Regions from separate parts of the Homo sapiens genome. Here region 1 is linked to region 2. A link is an interaction called in ENCODE POLR2A ChIA-PET data of the cell type or tissue named here. Cell type or tissue: Panc1. All regions are shown on one strand. Each heading gives the region's core, and the rest is flanking DNA. Links, peaks and the distances in the headings are about the cores only.

The links. ChIA-PET counts read pairs that join two places held together with the same protein. Peaks named below come from ENCODE experiments on the same cell type or tissue, not always from the same donor. Only the 100,000 strongest peaks of a DNase experiment are listed, where the experiment ranks them.
Region 1: POLR2A ChIA-PET joins it to region 2 with 6 read pairs; 1 of 35 experiments calls an interaction of 5 or more read pairs at or near these places.

What each region holds. Positions count from the first base shown.
Region 1 is chr3:67,782,112-67,785,033 of GRCh38, reverse strand. All of the region lies in intron 3 of SUCLG2-DT (SUCLG2 divergent transcript), which reads right to left. Among named protein-coding and RNA genes, the nearest start is that of SUCLG2-DT, 130 kb to the right of the region's middle. In Panc1, for the core only: no CTCF peak of the experiment used is centred there; a DNase peak (open chromatin) is centred at 1,343.
Region 2 is chr3:67,634,317-67,637,238 of GRCh38, reverse strand. All of the region lies in intron 1 of SUCLG2 (succinate-CoA ligase GDP-forming subunit beta), which reads left to right. Among named protein-coding and RNA genes, the nearest start is that of SUCLG2, 19 kb to the left of the region's middle. In Panc1, for the core only: no CTCF peak of the experiment used is centred there; DNase peaks (open chromatin) are centred at 1,120 and 1,788.

The DNA of each region.
Region 1 (2,922 bases), core at 283-2,782, 150 kb before region 2:
ATTTCTCTAATAACGAATTTGTGTGTGTATGAGTGAGTGTGGGTGTGGGTGTGTGTTTTCCATTGATATACATACATAGAGATATGCAAACAAACAGAGCAATAATTTTAGAGTCAGGTAGATCACTGATTGAATCTTAGAATTTTCTCCAGGTGTGTGACTTTATGAAAAATCACTTCACCTTTCTAAGCCTGTTTCCTCATGTATTTACGTGACTGTTTTACACAAGATTATTTTTGTTTGAAGTCAAGACCTTATATATCAAAATTAGCAGAAATCCCAGCACATAGCAGAAACTCAATAAATGATGGCATAATTAAAATATGATTATAATTATGATTATTATATTTGTGTACCTTAAGCCACTCTACCTCTACTACCCATCCTCCTAATTCTTCCCCTGCCCCCAGCAGTCAGTAATGAATCACGGTAGATAGAGAAGTCATAGGTGAAACTGGGCATTTAGAATTCCTTAGCATGGAAATTAATAAAAATTTTGAATTTGTTTCATAGTAGTCTAATGAATATATGTGGTTAAACTTGATGACCTAACCTCCCTCATTTATAAATTGGAGATCTAAAAAAATACCTTCTTTGAAGGCTGATTTTGAGAACTGTATATAATGTATGTAATTTAGCACAGATCCTGGCACATGGTAGAAACTCAAAATGGTGGCTATAACTGTAAATATCATAATTAATTATATGTGCTTATTGTTCTCAAAATGAAAACAATAACTAAAATGTATCTTTCATTCCAAAGAGTCCTGATAGGATGTAAAGAAAGTGTCAGCATTCTCCCATTTCCTTGCAGCCCATGACACTCTGCCCACGTTGGTACTGCTAGGACATCAAAGCATGTCTGGGAAAGCTAACACCTTAAAGGAGAGCATCTAGCAACTCTAGATGGAATGTGCTGTAGACAGCTGTAAGTACACAAGAATCCAGGCACAAAGCAGCCTGCGTAACTCACTGTGAATTAGATTTTTGATTCTTTATATTTCCCCTTTAATCCCCATGACTTTGGTTTTAAGTAGCATTGGGTCATGTGGAATTTTAACAAAGGCTTCTCTGAAAATCCAAAAGAACGATCCTCTCTCTTATTGTGTAGCCTTTTTTATGACCTTGTTACATAGACAGGTTTAGTTAAACAAGATTTTCTCTTCTTCAGATTAGTTCAGAACATACTTTATTTTTTGTGTCTTGGCAAGGTTTCTAAAATCCTTCCCACACTGGGATTCATTTAGCCCAGCTAAGATTCCACAAACAGAAGATAAACTACAATGTTTAAAAAGACAGACAGGGAATGTAAACTGGTCTGGCCATTTTGGAAAACAGCTTGGCAATTTCTTAAACAAAAACAAAACAAAACTAAAACTAAACATGCAACCACAATAACACCCAGCAGTTGCACTCCTGGAGACACTTCCTAGAGAAATTAAAATTTATGTTTACCAAAACAAAAACCCATACACAAATATTCATAGCAGTTTTATTTACAATAGCTAAAAACTGGAATCAGCCCAGATGTTCAACACATGAATGATTAAACAAACTGTGACAAGTACATTCCATGGAATACTACTCAGCAATAAAAGAAACAAACTATTGATACAAGCAAGAACTTAGATGAATTTCAGAAAATTATGTTGAGTGAAAAAAGCTAATCCCAAAAGGCTACATAGCACTGTTAATTTCATTTATGTAACATTTTGAAATATGAAAAATAATTTAGATGGAGGTAGATGAGTAGTTGGCAGGAGTTAGGGGATGGGGAGTGGGGGTTGGAGAAGGAGGGTGGCAAGCAGGAGGTGAGTGTGGATATAAAAAGGCAACAAGAGGATCCTTGTGGTGTTGGAACTGTTAGTATCATTACTGTGGCAGTGGATACAAGAACCTGCACGTAATAAAACGGTATAAAATTTAATACACACAAATACACACACACACATAAGTATAAATAAAACTTGGAAAATCTGAATAAGATTGCTGAATTTTATCATGGTCAATATCCTAGTTCTTATAATTTTGACAAGCGTAACCATTGGGAGAAACTGGGCAAAAGGTACCTAGGAGCTTTCTGTATTATTTTTTACAGCTGTATCTTATCTACAGTATCACACAAAGTTTTATTTTCAATTAAAAAATAAACTAAATAAAGCCACTGGAAGAAGCAAAAGGAAAAAATATTTTCTATGTTATCATTGAAAAAAATTATGAAGTTCAAACCTCCAGAAAATTATTGAGTTATTACATAGTGATTGCTTAAACTCTCTTCAGCTGAACAAAGAGAGAACTTACCTCCTGAAAGAAAGGCCAGGCATAGTGTTTCACACTTGTAACCCCAGCACTTTGGGAGGTTGAGGTAGGGGGATCACTTGAGGTCAGGAGTTTGAGACCAACCTGGCCAACATTGTGAAACCCCATCTCTACTAAAAATACAACTATTTGCTGGCTGTGGTGACAGGCTCCTCCTGTAATCCCATAATCCCAGCTACTCAGGAGGTTGAGGCAGGAGACTCACTTGAACCTGGGAGGCAGAGGTTGCAGTGAGCTGGGCAACACAGTGAGACTCTATCTAAAAAAAAAAAAAAAAAAAAAAAAAACCTCCTGGAAGTATTAATAATATTTCCTAAATCTGAAAAAATTCTTCCTAAAAGAAATGGAATCCCTTTAAAAAAAAAAAAAAAACACTATATCTGTTGGTCTTACAGAACAACTCTAAGTCCTCAGACACATGGGAGCACTCCAAAATCATGGAGAGCTATATATTTTACCCTGAGCTTGATTTTTATTGTGATAAATACTGTATTCTTGGTTATTTTTCTTCATATGTCATGTTTTTGTGCTTCCCCCTGATTCTAAACAGTTCTTCTCTAAACACATTTCAATGTCACCAATTTCTTTCTTAAAGTGATTGTA
Region 2 (2,922 bases), core at 305-2,804:
AGCCTGTCTGATATCCCTTTTTAATTTCACTTAAATTTGAATTACTCTAAACATCATCTGGGCATATTGAAGAAACTCAGTAATCTTAATAATGATGATGTTGACAAATCTGTCCTTATTCTTCTCAAGTCCTATAACCTTATACTTGATTCTGGCTTGTGAATACCTGAGACTGAGCTGCCCCTCTCTCTTCCTGTCGTAGACATCAATAATCACTCATGATGCTGTTCTGAGTGATTATTGATGTCTACCATGACAAAGCCTTGAGGTCTTACTTTCTACAGCTCCCTGGGCAGCCATTTCCAGCTGGTCAGAGTTAAGAGGCTCTGCCATCCCTGGTCTGGATGTTGTCTGTTTTGGGTCTGAACGTTTATATCCTCCACCAGGATCTCTGAGTAAGTTACATTATCAGCTGATTCTAAAAAAAAAAAAAAGATACTGCCAGCCAGGCATGGTGGCTCACACCTGTAATCTCAGAACTTTGGGAGGCCGAGGTGGGCAGATCACGAGGTCAGGAGATTAAGACCATCTTGGCTAACACGGTGAAACCCCGTCTCTACTAAAAATAGAAAAAAAATTAGCCAGGTGGCTGGGTGCAGTGGCTCACGCCTGTAATCCCAGCACTTTGGGAGGCCGAGGCAGGTGGATCACGAGGTCAGGAGATCGAGACCATCCTGGCTAACACGGTGAAACCCCGTCTCTACTAAAAACACAAAAAATTAGCCGGGTGCAGTGGCGGGCGCCTGTAGTCCCAGCTACTCGGGAGGCTGAGGCAGGAGAATGGAATGAACCCGGGAGGCAGAGCTTGCAGTGAGCCGAGATCCTGCCACTGCACTCCAGTCTGGGTGACAGAGCAAGACTCTGTCTCAAAAAAAAAAAAAAAAAGGATTCTGCCTTGGTGTCCATTTTCCTACCTCTTTGAATGAGAATCTTCTCCTTTTCTAGACCCTTTCTATTACCATACTTTGTGTGTGTTTTCATAGCTCTCAGGCTGTCTGCATAGTTTGTTCATCCCAAACAAGCTCCTGGACTTATTCTTTGGCCAGTCTTTACCCATTTCTTTGGAGTTTCTGCTTGGAAGTGACTTCCTCTCCTAAGGTGAAGACTCTTTGTCATTTAATAGGATGAACTTTCAAAGTATTGTCCCTGTTCATGAGTTAGTGTTCCCTGGCTATGTGGAATAGAAAAGAACATCTCCGCTTGAGCTTGAATCCCTCTGGAATATGTGTCATTGACAGATCCTATTTCCTGTGTGACCATGTAAGCTCTTAACAGACTGGGCTTTGCATAGCTAGTAACTATCTGCTTTGGAGAAAATATAAAACAAGTACTTGAAGGTTTTGGAAAGTGCCAAAGGCTGGGAGACCCTGGAGGGGAGTCGAAACTGGAAGGAGGGGAGTTGAAATGGGAAACAAAAGGCCTGCTTTGAGTTTCCAGTTTTTACTTCCAGCTTTTACTTCCAGCTTTTTGGTCTTGATGACAGGGTGCAATGGTGGCTAAACTCCGGTAGAAAACCTGTAGTCTTTTTGCACTGGAGAACTGAAGGACAGAGTTCAGGATCCCTAAGCAGCGGGAAACTGGGGGTGGGAGGGTGTCTCAGAAAGGAGAGAGTCAGAGAGGAGGAGTCCTGGATTCTGTGTATAAACTGACCAAATCAGAAGGTATTTCATGAACAACACATGCATAAGGCTGACTGTAAGTGGCCCAGCTAAAGTAAAAAAGAACTAAAGTAAGACTTGAGCTGCTGCCCAAGAGACAGAGTTTGCAGTTTGAGTCTGAATATGTGTCACCCATGAATCACTCTTCACTGGGATCTCAGCTTTTTTCACTTATGTCTGATACACACAATGTAAATATTCTCTTTTCCCACTGTTCAGTTGCCTGTCTCAGTTTCATATGCTTAGTTCACAGTTGTTGGGCTTTGAAAGGCAGGCAAGAGGTCTGAAAAACTGATAACCAGTGCAAAGCCTCAGCCAAGGCAGGAATTTGATATGAATTTTTAAGGGTGATGGTTCTGCCACAGTTCCTACCTCTTTTGCACAATTACTGGTGTGTCATGAAGATTTTCGTCATGTATTTGAATGTCCTAGGTCACTTCATGTTGTTTTGCTGGCTCTTCATGATGATGTTGGAAGCAGTGTTGAATATCGCAAAAATCATAGTATAATAGATGAGAATAGCTGATATTTTCTGAGCTCTCCTTACGTGACAGATGCCCTAAGCACTTTACTCATCCTATTCTCCTAGCAATCCTGTTTATTATTCTTGTTTTACAGTTGAGGATTAAAGGCACAGAGTGGTTGAATGCACAGCTATTAAGTAGTAAAGCCAGGAACTAATAGGAAAAGGAAGATTGGTTAGTATGACATATACACACGTGCACATTCTCAAACATGTGGTTAGAATTGGAAGACAGGTATTGTCTGCACTGAGTTTCAGCAGATTCCTGAGGAAGATAAATATGAAAAATACCATTTTCATGATACTGTGCCCTGTCAAGTTTACTGGCATGAACTTGGCAGGGAAAAGACTAAGAAATACTAATGAGAGCCCAAAGATTGAATGAACCTTTAGTTAAAGAGATAAATAGTGACTGAGTAGTTTGCTTATCCAGATGAGTTAGATTCTGTAGGCAATGGTTTACTGACTCTTGTAGCTAGAATACTGCTGAAATTTTCATTCATATTGAGGAGCAAATTATTAAGTATAGTTAATTAGAATGAAATGATGAAAATAAACTTTATAAGATAACTAATAGTTGACTTTGTTTGCACCAGAATTCTTGAAATCTGCTCCAAAAGAAGCATATACTCTTAAAAAAATTTTTTTTAAATTTTAATATAATTTTACAAATTGAGAGTGGGTCTTGCTCAAGCAATCCTCCTGCCTCGGCCTCCCAAAGTGCTGGGATTATAGGTGTGA